Regions from separate parts of the Homo sapiens genome. Here region 2 is linked to region 1. Evidence: read pairs that join two places in POLR2A ChIA-PET (ENCODE). Cell type or tissue: MCF 10A. All regions are shown on one strand. Links, peaks and the distances in the headings refer to the core of each region. The heading gives the core; the rest is flanking DNA. Region 1 has its middle 10 kb from the start of RAC2. Region 2 holds the start of LOC112268295 (a long non-coding RNA gene).

Region 1 (8,330 bases), core at 264-8,263:
ATTTGCATGTGACTAAAAGTGGGTATAAATATGACGGTGGAACTGCCCCTGAGCTGCTGCTCTCAGTACACTGCCCGTCAGGTAGCCCTACTCTGCAGGGGCACTCGCGCAGCTGTAACACTGCCACCTCCATAAAGCTGTTTTCTTCCACCGTCAGCTCAGCACGGAATTCCTTCCTGAGAGAACCCAAGAACCTTCCAAAGCTAAGCCCCAATTTGGAGGCTCACCTGCCCTGCATCATAATGACTTGTGTTTTTTGGAGTGAATCTTACTTAAAAATTCCTTTCCTTCCCCCAATTTCATGAAGACGAATATCCTCATTTTCTTTTAAAGTTTTGCTTTTCATAAACAGGTCTTGTCAGGTGCAGTGGCTCATGCCTGCAATCCCAGCACTTTGGGAGATGAAGGCACATAGATCACTTGAGCCCAGGAGTTTGAAACCATCTTGGGTAATATGGTGAAACCCCATCTCTACAAAAAATACAAAAATTAGCCAGATGTGTTGGTGCATGCCTGTAGTCCTAGCTACTCAGGAGGCTAAGGTGGGCAGGTCGCTTGAGCCTGGGAGGTCGAGGCTGCAGTGAGCCATGATCATACCACTGTACTCCAGCCTGGGCAACAGAGTGAGACCCTGTCTCAAGAAAGAAAAAAGAAAATAAATATGAGTAGGTCTTTACACACTTCAGACGGAATTTAGGGTGTGGTGAGATTATTGACTGTTTTTAGTTTTTGTGTGATATGTATTTTTTTATTATTGTATTTTATTTTATTTTTGGAGACTGAGTCTCACTCTGTCACCCAGGCTGGAGTGCAGTGGCATGATCCCAGCTCACTGCAACCTCTGCCTACGGGGCTCAAGCGGTTCTCCTGCCTCAGCCTCCCAAGTAGCTGGGATTACAGGCACGCACCACCACACCCAGCTAATTTTGTATATTTAGTAGAGATGGGGCTTCACCATGTTAGCCAGGCTGATCTCGAACTCCCAACCTCTGGTGATCTGCCCGCCTCGGCCTCCCAGAGTGCTGGGATTACAGGCGTGAGCCACCGCACCTGGCCTGTGTGATATGTATTTAACATCATTATCTCCATGACTGATTGTTCCAGAACCATTTATTGAGTAGCTCTGCCTGCTTTTTGCCCAGTAAGCTGTGGTCAAGCCATCTCGCATCTCACAGTTCCACTGCTATAAAGAAATATCTGGGAATGGGTAATTTACTAAGAAAAAGAGGTTGAACTGGCTCACAGTATCACAGGCCGCACAGGAAGCATGGTGGCATCTGCTTCTGGGGGGGCCTCGTGGTGGAAGGCAAAGTGGAAACAGACATCTTCCATGGCAAGAACAGGACCAAGGGGGTGAGAGGTGCCACACACTTTCAAACAACCAGATCTCACAAAAACTCACTCACTATACAGTACCCAAGAAGGATGGTGCTAAACCATTCATGCAAACTCCGCCCCCATGATCCAATCACCTCCCACCAGGCCCTACTTCCACTGTTGGGGATTACAATTTGACATGAGATTTAGATGGGGACACAGATCCAAATCATATCACATGTCAAGAGTCTATAAGTGCATGAGTCTTTTCCTAGCCTCTCCATCTATTGGACTCTTGGTCCACCCTCAAGCCGGTAAAACACTGCCTCAATTACTGCAGTTCTTTTTTTTTTTTTTTTTTGAGACGGAGTTTCACTCCTGTTGCCCAGACTGGAGTGCGACGGCACCATCTCGGCTCACTGCATCCTCCACCTCCCAGGTTCAAGTGATTCTCCTGCCTCAGCATCCAAATAGCTGAGATTACAGGCGCCTGCCACCACATGTAGCTAATTTTGTATTTTTAGTAGAGACAGGGTTTCACATGTTGGCCAAGCTGGTCTTGAACTCCTGACCTCAGGTGATCTGCCCGCCTTGACCTCCCAAAGTGCTGGTATGACTTACAGGCGTGAGCCACTGCACCCAGCCAACTACTGAAGTTCTATATCAGATCTTTATACCCAGCAGAGCAAATCATCCACTCTTGAATGTTTTCAAAATTGTTATCGTTACCACTGACACTTTGCTCTTTCATATAAAGTTCATAATAAGCTTGTCAAGTTCCAAGAAAAACTGTGTGAGGATTCTGATTAGAATTGTATTCAATTTCTAGAGGAACTTGGGGAGAAGTGACATCTTTATATATTGAGTCTTCCTGTCCATTAACATGGTATATTGCTTCTTTATATCTTTCAATTAAGTTTTATAATTTCCCCCCGGAAAGGTCATGCACATTTTTTGAAAGATTCATTCCTTGATACCTTATTACTTTCAGTGCCATTATAACTAATATTTTTTAAATTGAATTTTCTATTTGTTGCCCATACGTAGGGAAAATGTCACATTTTGTATATTGAACTTATATAGAAACCTGGATGGAAATTCTCATTCTAATTTATGTAAAGATTTTGCTCCTAACAAGTCTACAGCTGTCTTTATAGACAGTCTTATCATTTATGAAAAGTGACAGTTTTATTTCTTCCTTCCCAATTTTTATAACGTTAATTCCTTGGCTTGTCTAGATCTTTTATTACAGGGCTGAAGGGAATCAGTGCTGGCAGGCAACCTTGTCTTATTTCTGATTTTAAAGAGACTGTTTCTAATGTTTCACCATTGAACCTGATGTCTACTGCAGGCTTTTGGTGGATATTATTGTCACTGAAAGAAGTTTCCCTACTATTCTTAGAAACGGCAGTTTTGTTTTATCATTATTAAGCGTTTAATTTGATTGAATGTCTTTTTCTGTACCCATGGAAATGTTGTGAATTATATTAATACATTTTCTGATGTCCAATTCTCCTTGCATTCCCAGATAAGTCTAATTTAGTTAATATGGGGACTATTGCTGAGTATCCCTAAGCAACCGTTCTCTGCTTCTTTTTAATAACAGAGATCCCAGCATTGGGGCTAGCCACACATTCACCCAGCTAAAGACATTTCTCAGTCTCCCTTGCAGCAGAGTGGGCCCTATGATCATGTCTGGGGGAAAAAGGTGCAAATGGAAGTGATGTCAGCAACTTCTGCATCATCTCCTTGGAAGCTAAACCATTTATCCTGTACAGCATTTTCCCCTCTCCCCACGGAGTAGGAAATAAAAACGCCAGAACAATCCTGGAACCATGTGGGGGCAACATAGAGCCAGACCACTCAGCTCGAGACCTGAGAGAGAAATACACTTTTGCTTCTTTAAGCCACTGCGTTTTCAGATCTTTTTGTTACAGCAGCTTCAGTCACACCCTCACTCAGTCAGTCATGATGCATCGCCTTTTGTGTATTGCTGGCTTGAAATTGCCAATATTTACAGGTAGGGTGGGGAGATCGGCCGGTCATTTTCCTTATATTGTCTTTGTCTTTTTTTGTTGTTGTTGTTATCAAGGTTATACTAGTTTCATTATGAGAGTTGGTAATATTATGTTTTGTTTTTTTTTTTGAGATGGAGTCTTGCTTTGTCACCCAGGTGGAGTGCAGTGGCACGATCTCGGCTCACTGCAACCTCCACCTCCCAGGTTCACACCATTCTCCATTCTCCTGCCCCAGTCTCCCGAGTTGCTGGGATTACAGGCGCCCACCACCACGCCTGGCTAATTTTTTGTATTTTTAGTAGAGACAGGGTTTCACCGTGTTAGCCAGGATGGTCTCGATCTCCTGACCTCGTGATCTGCCCGCCTCGGCCTCCCAAAGTGCTGGGATTACAGGCGTGAGCCACCGCGCCCAGCCAGTTTGGATAATATTACATTATCTCTCCCTTAAATATTTTATAAAATTTATAAAGCCATCTGTATCTGGACCTGGTTTCAGAATTATGGGGGAGAGGGGGAAGAGGGGTAGATTTTAAACTACTAATTCAATTTCTTTAAGGGGTATAGGACTATTTGGAATTCCTTTTTTTTTTTTTTTTTTTTGAGACAGAGTCTTACTCTGTCACCTAGGCTGGAGTGCAGTGGTGTGATCTCAGCTCTCTGCCACCTCCACCTCCTGGGTTCCAGTGATTCTCATGCCTCAGCCTCGCAAGTAGCTGGGACTACAGGCAGGCACCACTAGGCCCGGCTAATTTTTTATTTTTAGTAGAGATGAGGTTTCACCATATTGGTCAAGATGGTCTCCTGAGCTCAAGCAATCTGCCCACCTTGACCTCCCAAAGTGCTGGGATTATAGGCATGAACCACCGCGCCCGGCCACTATTACTTCTTGAGTCATGCTTTAGATATTTTTCTGGAAAGTTGCCCATTTTGCTTGGGTTTTCAAATTCATTAGTGTAAAGCTATTCATAGTATTATTTTATATCTTTTGAATCTCTCCTCTCTAATTTCTGTTATCTCCCTTTTTTTATCCTATATTGATTATTTATGCCTTCAAACTTTGTTCTTAATCAATTGCTCCCCAGTTTCATTAATTTTACTCACCTTTTCAAAGAGCCAAATTTTGGTCTTGTTAATCCTTTCTACTATACATTTGTTTCCCATTTAATTAATTTCTATTCTTATCTTTATTGTTTCTTTTCTTTCTTTTGCTTTGTTCTGATGTTCTTACTTTACTTCTTAGTTTTGAATGCTTAGTTCATGAATTTTTAGTCTTATTTTGTTCCTAATACAAGTTCTTAAGGCAATACTACTTTAGCATTGCTTTTAATTGTGGTAAAATAGACATAACATAAAATTTACCACAACCCACAGTTTTAATATGTAATATTTTATTATGTTTTAGTTCTAAACATTTTTCAACTTTCATTACGATTTCCGTTCTGCTCAATGAGTCATTTGAAAGTGCATTGTTAATTTCCAAGAGTTGGGGAAAGAGGCTGTTATCTTGTTCTCTTACCTCGTGATACTGCAGACAAAGAATACAGACGGTGTCACACTGACTCCTTTTAATGTGTTGAGACTTGCTCTATGACCTACTGTGAGTGTTATTTTCATAAATGTGTATATATTCAGTGTTCCCTATGTGTCTAATAAATCAAAGGTGTTCATTGCATTGTTTAGATCTTTCGTATCATTACAAATAAATTTATATTTACCTTGCTTATATTTATCAGCTCTTGAGAAAAGTATGTTAAATCTCCCACTATGGTGGTGAATTTGTCAATTCTACTTGTAATTCTGTCACTTTTTATTTTTGTTTTTAAACCCTTAGGTTATGTCATCAAATGCATGCAACTTTAGAATTATCAGATCATGCTAAAATTTTTAATCTTATTGAAATAGCAGCCAACATTTTAAAAATCTTTACTATATTCCAAGATCTGACACAGACCTAGCACTCAGTAAAATGTGGTAGAAATAAGAAAAAGAAAGAAAGAGAGAGAGAGAATGAATGAAAAGAGAGAAGAAAGAAAAGAGGAAGAAGAAAGAAAGAAAGAAAGGGAGGGAGGGAAGGAAAGAAAGAAAGAAAAAGAGACAGAAAGAAAGAAGGAAGAAAGGAGGGAAGGAAGGATGAGAGAGAGAGAAAGAAAAAGAGAGAAAGAAAGAGAGAGAGAAAGAAAAAGAGAAAGAGAGAAGGAAGAAAGGAGGGAAGGAAGGATGAGAGAGAGAGAAAGAAAAGGGAGGGAGGGAAGGAAGGAAGGGAGGAAAGTAGAGTGAGAGAGAAAGAGAAAGAAAGAGAGAGAGAGAAAGACAGAAAGAAAAAAGAAAGAAAGAAAAGAGAGGAAGGGAGGGAAGGAAGAAAGGAGGGAGGGAGGGAGACAGAGAGAGAGAAAGAAAGAGAGAGAGAGAAAGAGAGAGAGAGAGAAAGAAAGAAAACATTGAGGGGATGCCTAGGGTGTCCCTGGCTGGCACCCTGGAGTCAGAGCTGGGGAACATTTGCGTCCAGGTCCACTCTGCCTTGGGGGTCATCCTGTGTTCAGTGTCACAAGCAAGAGAGGTGACAGGGAGGGCTGGCAGCTCTGGGCAGTCCCCAGGTGCTGGAGTTGAGTCCCCAGCCTGACAGGGTTTTCCCAGAGTGGCTCTGAGGTCAAATTCCGAGGAGCTGATGGAACTCCCACTGACTGCCCCCCACCCGATCCCCAAACCCAGCTCCCTGGGCTGACCGCCCTGGGCCACTCTTCAGTTCCAGTCACCTCCCTACCTCTAGGAGAGGATTTTCTCTTCGAAGATCCCCCATGAAGAATGCGGGTCCCTCTCTCCATCAGGGACTTTCCTGATGAGAAAACCAGCATTCTGCCCCCAGAGCCAGGCTCTGTGCCCCAGACACACCCAGATACCAAACAGAACCAAGCTCCCACTGCCCCACACCTCAGGTCCCAGGAGGCCCTCCCAGCGGGCCCCACAGGCCACTCTCTAACTGACGGGCTGATGAGAGCTGCCCCTCCCATCCTTGAGCAGGTACACACCCCCCACCCCTGCTTCCTACACCTGCGCCTCAGGCCTCGGTCTCAGTCCCTTCTCTGTACACCCTCTGAGGTCGCTTCAGTCAGGCTAGTTCCCAGATCTCTCTCCACTGCCTACTGGAGATGCCTCCTACCCCCACCCAGGACACCCCATTGCCCTCTTGAATCCAGCAGTCTCTTCTATCCCAGTACAACACAATCATCCCAGCCCCCTAAACTGGGACCTAGACCACAAATATTTTTAAAGTTTTTTTGTTACATTTTAATATTTTCATACTACTTTTGAATGGGTAATGCATCCCCATGGTCCAAAATACAGAAGGCACAGGTCCACCTTGCAGCCCATCTGCCCAGCACTCAATTCCCCTTCCAGAGGCCACCTCTGTCACTGACGTATCTATGTCCCTCCAGAGATGTTCCAGTGGAAGAAAGCATTCTCCACTTCCTGTCTCTCATCCCAATCTGTCCTGCACCTTGTTGGTTTCCATTAACTATTTACCTTGAAGTTTGTCCCACATTCGTTGACGAAGAGCTTCCTCTATATGGACAGAATTCCATTGTGCAGACTTGCTAGAATTAATTTGATTAGTTCCTGTTGAAGGAAGGATAGGATTCCCCGCCTTTTGCTACCACGAGAAAGCTGCCATGAATAACAGCGCACACGTGCCATTTCGCCCAGATGCAAGTATCTGAAGGCAGCCTTCCCCAACAGGGGTTTGCTGGGTGACAGAATGGGTGCATCGGTGTCAAATGGCCCTCCACCAGGGTTGTATCTATCCATCCTCCCACCGGCGGTGTGTGGGAAAACTGGCTTCCCCACCAATACGGCGTTTCAGGCAATGTTCTTATTTATGACACCCCAGTAAGCAATAAATGACATTGCACCGGAGTTTTGATTTGCATTTCTTTTCCATAGGATAGGCATCTTTTTGGAGGGTTAAAAGCCATTGTGGCCAGGCACGGTGGCTCATGCCTGTAATCCCAGCACTTTGGATCGCTTGAGACCAGGAGTTCAAGACTTGGCTGGCCAACATGGAGAAACCCCATCTCGATTAAAAATACAAAAATTAGCCAGGCATGGTAGTAGGCGCCTGTAATCCTGGCTACTTGGGAGGCTGAGGGAGGAGAATCGCTTGAACCCAGGAGGTGGAGGTTGCAGTGAGCCGAGATCATGCAACGACGTTCCAGCCTGGGCAACAGAGAGAAACTCCACCTCAAAAAAAAAAAAAAAAAAAAAAAACCATTTGTATTTTCTTTTCCTGTAAACTGTGCCTTCATACCTTTTGCCTACTTTCTTATTCGGTGTTGGTCTTTTTGATTGATTTCCATGTTAGGGGGACTCACTTCTGGTCCATCACACAAGTTACAGCCATATGTTCCCAGGTGGCCACTGGCACTTTGGCTTAACTGATGGTGACTTGAGCCACGTGGACTTCTGCATATTTAAATAGTTTGGTTAATCAATCTTCTCTTTTATGGCTTCTGGGTTCTTTGTGATTTTTAGAAAGGTCTTTGCCATTCTGAAATTATATTTTTCAAACAGTTTACTATAGTTTCTTCTTATAGTTTTGTGGTTTCATTTGTTACACTGAATTATTTGACATGACTCATTATCCCATTGCACAGTGTAAGGTAGACTCAACTTTATAGTTTTACAGATGGCTACTGTAAACTAAAAATACAATTATAAGCCCTCCAACTGACTAAACAAACCACTTCTTGGCCAAAGGGACCTCAGAAAAACTTTTATTTTTATTTATTTATTTATTGAGACAGAGTCTCGCCCTGTCGCCCAGGCTGCAGTGCAGTGGCACTATCTCGGCTCACTGTAACCTCTGACTCCCATGTTCAAACCATTCTCCTGCCTCAGCCTCCTGAGTAGCTGGGATTACAGGCACCCACCACCACCACGCCCAGCTAATGTTTGCATTTTAGTAGAGACAGGGTTTCACCATGTTGGCTAGGCTGGTCT
Region 2 (8,330 bases), core at 116-8,115, 220 kb before region 1:
ACTTTTGGAACACCCATTATGCTTGTAATTATTCAGTTGCCTGTCTGCCCTGCCAGATTAAAGCTCCTTGCCTGCAGGTACTGCACGTTCTAGCTAGGCAGGGGTCTTGTTTATTGCTTTGCTGTCCCTAGGGTGCATAGTCAGGAAACCTTGGGGCCCAGTTCTTAGGTTCAAAGTTCAGTCAGCAATTTGCTAGATGTGTTAGCCTCAGGTGGTACTTAACCTCAGCATCACCGTGTATAAAATGGGGGCTCCTCTAAACAGTGCTCAGGTTTTATGGTTGTGAGAATTAAATGAGATGGTGGATATAAAGGATTTAGCACCATGCTTGCATGGGATGCTCTCAATATCTCGAGCACCACAAATACGAGGTACCATTCATAGCATCCTTCTATTTGTCCCCTCCTCCCTGCTCCCCTGCTGTAGGCATTGAACCTGGCCACATCCCAGGTACCGTGAACATCCCCTTCACAGACTTCCTGAGCCAGGAGGGGCTGGAGAAGAGCCCTGAGGAGATCCGCCATCTGTTCCAGGAGAAGAAAGTGGACCTGTCTAAGCCACTGGTGGCCACGTGTGGCTCTGGCGTCACAGCCTGCCACGTGGCACTAGGGGCCTACCTCTGCGGCAAGCCAGACGTGCCCATCTACGATGGCTCCTGGGTGGAGTGGTACATGCGCGCCCGGCCCGAGGATGTCATCTCAGAGGGCCGGGGGAAGACCCACTGAAGCTGGGCAGGACACAGGCGAGCTCAGGTGATGCCGGCCACCAGCAATGCCTGGCCTGGTAGCTCCGCTTCTGCTTTCACCAAGAGAGTGTTTCTTCACTCAACTCAGGTGGCATTTGGGGTGACATCTCAAAGGCCAGGAATTCCGTTGACTTGTTGGCTGCCAGTAGGGGCGGGAGGAAAGGCGGAGGCGAGCCCTGGAGGAGGGAGGCCACAACTCCGAGCTGCCCACCTGGTGCTGAGCTGGGGCCCCGCCTCCTTTCTGTTTTATTTTTGAGGAAATAAAATAACCAAGTGCTAAATCTTGTAGCTCTGGGGCTGCCTCGGTTTTCCTAAGGAGCCAGGGGTTCTGTCATGCCCAGCAAAGGTCACTCTGGGGAGCCTGAGGGTCTTGGAGATCCTGTCTCTGCCTTCCAAGCAGTGCTGGGGCCCCAGAGCTCCCCACTTCTGTGACTGAGCTAGCCCCTAGCAAGCTGTCCCTCACCCCATAATCCTGGGCGTTCTCCCTTCTGGCATCTGGGCTATTTAAGGTGAATTTTGCTGTGACATGTCTGTGGTCCCACCCAAAGCTACTCTCCCACCACCTGCCCTTCTAGCAGGTAAATAGTACATCTCATTTCCAGAAGAAGATGGGGCCAGAGCTTAACAGAAGCCTGTGCCATGCCAAGGAGGAATGTCCCAGCCCAGCTGGGATGTTCTAGGGAAGGGCTAAGCTGAGCTGAATTGGAGGAGAACCTGGCTCTAAACTCTGGAAGCTCACACTTGGGGGCTGGTCTGTGGAATTCCCGGAGTGGGTGGACCCAGGGAGTTTGATTCTTTCTGCTCAAAGAGAACATCTCTCCCCATTTCCCAAGGGTAGGGGTTCCATCCTCCTTGCCCGGGATTTATCCTTTGTGCAGAGGTGGACGTAGGTGTCTGAGAAGGCCCCAAACTCCCCCCTGCCCATCACGACCTGGATTGCCCCTCCCCGTCTTTCCAGCCCTCAGGCACCATCTCAGCAGCGCAGGGGCAGTGTCCTGCCAGGCGGTACTGGGGAGAGCTCGAAGTTATCTTATTGGCCCTTCCTTTGGAAACGAGACCAGAGAGGGGCAGTGACTTACCAAGGCCACACTGAATTTATGAAGAGCCAGGGCCAGATCCAGATTCCCTGACTCAGTTTATTCCTCTTTTCACCTGACTGTATCCCCTCAACTTCCCCCTGATGCTGAGTCATTTCCCAAGTCCGCAGGGACGGGAGAAATCGACACAGCCTAGAATCTTGGTTTTCCAAGTAAGAGCTCTAAAGTAACTCCCAACCTCTCGGAGCCTCAGTTTCCTCCCCTAAAACATGGGAATCGTGTACTTCCGAAGAAGAAACTCAGATGAGAGCCCTTCCAAGAGTCCACTGCAGAGTCCCCGTTTTCCACACCGGGGGTTCTCAGCCTCAGTGCTGCTGACATTTACACTGAATGATTCCTTGTCATGGGGGCCGTCCTGTGTGCTGGGGGATGCTTGGCCGCGTTTCTGGCCTCTGCCCACTAGATGCCAGTAACACTGCCCAGTTATGACAACTGAAAGTCTCCAGATGTGGCCGGATGTCCCCTGGGGGGCAAAAATCACCCCCAGTCAAGAACCACTGCCCTAGGGGCAAATAACACAATTGACCACTGCAGTCAGGAACAGTGTAGACAGGGAACCCCAACATGGAGGGGCTCCCCGACTCCCCATCATAAGCACCTTCTCCCAGAAGTGGAAGTGAGGCAGTTTAGACACTCCCCCCTTTCTGGCCGGTCTCAGACAAGCTTTAGTTTTCCTTCCTGGAATGGCTCTGCCACTTTGAGGAGACAAGTTTGTCTGCAAACATGTGAGGTTCTGATCCAGCTTCCAGTCCCAACCACTCCACACAAGGCAGCCTGACCTCGAACATGCTGCCCAGCCTCTGCAGGCTTCCGTTTCTTTTTTCCCCCCCACCCCGAGATAAGAGTCTTGCTCTGTTGCGCGGGCTGGAGTGCAATGGCACGATCTCGGCTCCCTGAAACCTCTGCCTCGCGGGTTCAAGCGATTCTCCTACCTCAGCCTCCTGAGTAGCTGGGATTACAGGCACTCACCATCACGCCCGGCTAATTTTTGTATTTTTAGTAGAGACAGGGTTTCACCATGTTGGCCAGGCTGGTCTCAAACTCCTGCCCTCGTGATCCACCTTCCTCGGCCTCCCAAAGTGTTGGGATTACAGGCGTGAGCCACAGCGCCCAGACCCGTTTCTTCACCTGTAAAACGGGCAAAATAGTACCTTCCTGGCCAGCACGGTGGCTCACGCCTGTAACCTCAACACTTTGGGAGGCATAGGTGGGAGGATCACTTGAACTCAGGAGTTCAAGACCAGCCTGGACAACATAGTGAGACCTCATCTGTAGGCAAAAATAAGAAAAAAGATGAGCCGGGCAGAGTGGCATGTGCCTGTAGTCACAGCTACTTGGGAGGCTGAAGTGCAAAGATCGCTTGAGCCTGGGAGGTCAAGGCTGCAGTGAGCTGTGATGACACCACCGCACTCCAGCCTGGGAAACAGAGCAAGATCGTATCTCAAAAAAAGAAGTACCTTCCTGAGCAGTATGAGGATTACATGAGATAATCCACAGAAACTGTTTTGCTTGGTGCAGAGTAAACACCAAGGGTTTCTTCCCATTAGTTTTAAAGGAGTTTTACTTATTCAGCATGTTAAGTGCCTTCTGCACTTCCGGCATTGGAGGAGAGAGAGTGACAAATAGAATTGTGTCCCAGCCCTCTCAAAGCTTCCAAACTAGGGAGGAGAAACTAGTCTTTTAGAGTACATTTCCAGAGAGAAGGGGGTGCTGTGAAATGATCTATTTCACAACAGACTAATTTTACAGGTGGGAAAACAAGCTCAGAGAGGTTCAGTGATTTGCCTCAGGGCACACAGCTAGTTTGCTAGAGGAACCTAACTGGAGTTAGAATTCTCCAGGGGAGGAGTTTCTCCAGCGGATCTTGCCTGCCATGGTTTTCCAGATTCCAGGATCAAGGTGAGAACAGAAACGCATGAGAAGCTCAGGGAAGATGGCCACGTGTTTCTCAGCTCCACAGGGAAACCTTGAGCAGTGGAATTTAACCAATGGGTTTGGGTTAGGCGCCCTTCCCCTACCCTAGTCCAACCTGCAGCAAGGAAACCAAGGCTGATTCCAGCCCGGGCTTTTTTCTCCTGGGAAGGTCCTCCTTGGGTCTGGACAGGCTCGGAGGTGACCTGCCTAGAGGTGGGCGATCTAGCCGCACCTTTCTAGGACTACAGAGCTTCAGTTTAACTTTGCAGGAGTTTGTTAGGAATGAACTAGACACGCACCCTCCGCCCAGCTCCGTCCCGCCTCCTGCAAGCCTGAACTCTTAGAATAATTAACCACTGACTGCAGGATCCTGGCCTCTGCCAGGGCCCGCCCTACCCAACCTGTGTGTTCGAGGCAGGAACTTGCAACACTGAGCAACAAGAATGATGAAATTTTTATCCACTTGGCAAATATTTGCTCGGCGCCCCCTCTGTGTCAGGAACAGTTGGAAATGCGTTTCCCAACCTTGCCTAACCAGCTGCCCTGGAATGTTTTCCACTTCCTGGGTCATTGCCTCCAGAGATCAAAGCCCCCATCCACACAGTGGGCTGAATATGGATCCATGCAGCGATCTGGTCCTGGTGCTGTGGAATCAGCTTTGCACAAGGCCCCAGAAGGTCTGCGTTCCAGAGCCTTCCTGTTGGGGCCTCAGTCTTCTCATCTGAAAAATGGGAGCAAACTCAGTTCTGCCATGCCCAGTGTGGGTGTGATGTCACATCAGGTAAGGCTCAAAATGAAGTCAGGTGTCACACCTACTGGAATAACCTCAGCTCTATAAGCACAATGGAGCTTTATTATCCTTAACTCATGGAGGATGAATCACTTGGGGGAAGATGAAATGTTGAAATATTCAGGTTAACGGAAAGTGTTATTTTAAGCACCTAAATTTTTTGCCTATTAACCTACTAGGGGTGGAACTTGGTAGGCTGATCTTGCCTGAACTTCTGGGGGCTTTGTTTGATCCCTTGATTGCACAGCGATACCTGCAGGGGCTCCTTGCCCCTCAACTGTCAGGATGTTGAGGTCTTCAGGTCCTCGATACTGAATCCTAGCTGACTGCCCTTCTGGTTTCCCGTCTGTGTTCTCTGGAGTCTCCCTCGGCCTGCTTCGAGGCGGGCCCGCTCTCTAGATAATGCTGCCATTCGGATGGTTTCAACGACTGTGCTGAGCCAGTGACTCTGGAATCGGGGCCTCCCGCAACTCGATTCCTCCTGAACTCAGATCCCTGAGTCATGGCCTCCCAGCCCCAAGCCTGCTCCTCCACCTGTGTCCCCTGTCTCAGTGTGCACGGTCACCACTTGTGGGTCACCCAGGCCCACACCTGGCAGCAAGTGATCTGAGACTCTGTCCCACTTACCTACAGCCGGTCAGACCTCCACCTCTACTCCCATTGCCTTTGTCCAAGTCCCCCACTCAGCCCGCACCCAGCACTCAGCCTGTCTCCTCCATTCATTCCAGGGTACTTCCTAGGGACAGGCCCTGTGGCAGGATCTGGGGGCATGGAGGATAAAGACCAGCCCTGAGAGGGGGCATTCGCCCCATGGGGAGGGACAGACATGGATCCTGGCAACAGCGTGGCGAGGAGTATCTGAGAAGTGGAAACACAGAGAACCGCCATGGGTTGGGGGGCTGGTTCTGGGTCTGAGAGGCACCTCCACACCCACGCATAGTCCCTTTTATGAATTCCCTGGACTGTGCCCTCTTGCTCCAGGGAGAGCTGCAGCAGGGGACGGTTCAAAGGGCAGCCTCCGGAGCACCCTGACCTCCAACTCCCTGGCCGTGAGTGTGGGCAGAGGGGCCTGGATTTCCTCATCTGAGACGTGGCAATAATCCACTTTATAGGATTGCTGTGAGGATGAAGTGATTTGGTTCATACATAGCACTGAGAGCAGAAGCTGACCTCATAAGCACCAAATCCACGGGCTTGTTTGTTTGTTTGTTGTTTGTTTTAAGATGGAGTCTCGCTCTGTCACCCAGGCTGAAGTGCAATGGCAAGATCTCAGCTCACTGCAACCTCCACCTCCCAGTTTCAAGCGATTCTTGTGCCTCAGCCTCTGGAGTAGCTGGGATTACAGGTGCCCACCACCACACCTGGCTGATTTTTGTATTTTTAGTAGAGACGGGGTTTCACCATGTTGGTCAGGCTGGTCTCAAACTCCTGACCTCAAGTGTTCTGCCTGCCTTGGCCTCTCAAAGTGCTGGGATTACAGGCCTGAGCCACTGTGCCCGACCACCATGTTGTATTGTTACTGTTACTGCTCTCCTGTCCTGCACCTGCCCTGCCTGCCTCCCTTGGCTGGGCTGTAAAACCTTGAGGGGTAACGTATCTTATTCATGTTTCTTGTCCTGGTACCAGCACAGCAACTGACATGGATGGGGGGTTAGGGGCTCAGAAAGCATTGCCCTAAAATATGGCGCTCTGACATGAAGCAGCCTCAAGGTCTATCTGACCTCCCTGCCTCCTTCTCTGAATCCTCTGTCTCTCTCAAAGTGCAGGATGACGCTGTTCTCTGAAGTTTCTTTATCTGCCTAGAAACGGGACCTGCCAAAGGGGAACACAATTACCTTCCCTGGAATATCATTAGCTAGAGGTTAAAACTCATATCCTAGAGGATATGAGACTGAACATTAAACACCACACCTACAGCCCAGATAAACTTCATCCCAAACCATTATCTGCTCTCTTTCCCTTTCAATGTCCAAAGAAATTATTAATTATCATCTGGACGCTGGACTCATTCATTTCCCCCCTAAAAACCATTGACTGTCCTTCAAATTGCCACGTGTCCCCCATCTCTCCTTCCCCCGTGAAGAAGGGCGCATGCACCTGTACCCCACTGGGTTATTGGGTAACTTCTGTGATTCCCTCATGCTCTGCACGTTGAAATAAATTTTGTCTTTTCTCCAATTAATCTTCCTTTTGTCTGTTGATTTTCAGCGAGCCTTCACGAGGAGAAAGGGAAGCTTTCCCTTTGTCTCTGCAGGGGCCAATGAATGTTTAATATTACACAAGTACACTCTCAGGGCTGAGAGGCACCTTAATAACCCCTCCTGTTTACTGTTTCCATGTGCCAGAGAGGATGCTAAGTGCTTTGCCTCCATTTACTCTAACCACTCCGAGAAACAGGTGTTATTATCCTCCATAAGTCAGGTGATTGAGGTCAGGAGTTCGTGACAGCCTGGCCAACATAGTCAAACCCCGTCTCTACTAAAAATACAAAACATTAGCTGGACGTGGTGGTGGGTGCCTGTAATCCCAGCTATTTGGGAGGCTGAGGTAGGAGAATCACTTGAACCCAGGAGGCGGAGGTTGCAGTGAGCTGGGATCGCGCCACTGCACTCCAGCCTGGGCAACTTTGCCTCAAAAAAAAAAAAAAAAAAAAAAAGTCAAGTGACTTGCCCAAGATGACAGGAGAGGTTAGATCTGGGGCTGGGCTCTGAATCCTAGACAGAATGACCACAAGGCTTTTGTCCACTACAAGACAGAATTGGGGAGGGGATCACAGAAGAGGGAGCAGGCTTCTCTCTGGGTGGGGAGGTGTCATACACCCCTTAAAACACATAGGTGTGTATGCACACGCACACAAACACATGCACGTTCACACCTTTGTACACAAGTGAGGAACAGGGCAACCAAAGGCTAATTTACTTGTCTGGCTAGCTGTGTGCTCTTTGATATGTTTCTCCGGGACTTTTTTTTTTTTTTTTTTGAGACGGAGTCTAGCTCTATCACCAGACTGGAGTGCGGTGGCACAATCTCAGCTCACTGCAACCTCCACCTCCCGGGTTCAAGTGATTCTCCTGCCTCAGCCTGCCGAGTAGCTGGGACCACAGGCACCTGCCACTACGCCCAGCTAATTTTTGAATTTTCAGTAGAGACGGGGTTTCACCATGTGGGCCAGGATGGTCTCGATCTCTTGACCTTGTGATCCACCTGCCTCAGCCTCCCAAAGTGCTGGGATTACAGGTGTGAGCCACCGCGCCTGACCTCTCCAGAACTTTTTTTTTTTTTATGCTGCCTGATTGACTTCAAAGTAAAAGCAAGGACAGGCACGGTGGCTCATGCTTGTAATCACAGCACTTTGGGAGTCCCGGGCAGGAGGATTGCTTGAGGCCAGGAATTTGAGATCAGCCTGGGCAACAAGTGAAGACCCTGTCTCTTCAAAAACATAGATTAGCTGGGCATGGTGGTTGCACACCTGTCGTCCAAACTACTCAGGAGGCTGAAGCAGGAGGATCACTTGAGCCCAGGAGAAGTTCAAGGCTGCAGTGAGCCATGACTGCATCCCTGCACTCTAGCCTGGGCAACACAGCAAGATCCTGTCTCTAAAAACAAACAAATAAAAAGAAAATAAAAACAAGAAAGCATGTGAATATGAATTTTATTCACTTCAGCTTATTCCTTTTCTTGAGGTGCCTTTCTCACCTTCTGCAAAGTGGCAGGTAAATGCCCCTCCTGTAACCTGCAGAAAGCGAATTAGGGGAGAAATTCAGTACCAGGCTGTGCTTGCTTT

What was found. ChIA-PET counts read pairs that join two places held together with the same protein. Peaks named below come from ENCODE experiments on the same cell type or tissue, not always from the same donor. Only the 100,000 strongest peaks of a DNase experiment are listed, where the experiment ranks them.
Region 2: POLR2A ChIA-PET joins it to region 1 with 5 read pairs; 3 of 35 experiments call an interaction of 5 or more read pairs at or near these places.

Annotation. Positions count from the first base shown.
Region 1 is chr22:37,250,211-37,258,540 of GRCh38, forward strand. No RefSeq gene overlaps it. Among named protein-coding and RNA genes, the nearest start is that of RAC2, 10 kb to the left of the region's middle. RefSeq lists an enhancer at 3,097-3,598. In MCF 10A, for the core only: no CTCF peak of the experiment used is centred there; a DNase peak (open chromatin) is centred at 4,231.
Region 2 is chr22:37,028,790-37,037,119 of GRCh38, forward strand. It overlaps MPST (mercaptopyruvate sulfurtransferase), which reads left to right. Exons shown (of 3, transcript NM_021126.8): 3 at 427-1,026. The coding sequence ends at 725. It overlaps LOC112268295 (a long non-coding RNA gene), which reads left to right and starts at 3,260. Exons shown (of 2, transcript XR_002958751.1): 1 at 3,260-4,537; 2 at 5,770-6,724. RefSeq lists enhancers at 4,015-4,532, 4,625-5,290. In MCF 10A, for the core only: no CTCF peak of the experiment used is centred there; DNase peaks (open chromatin) are centred at 4,202 and 4,552.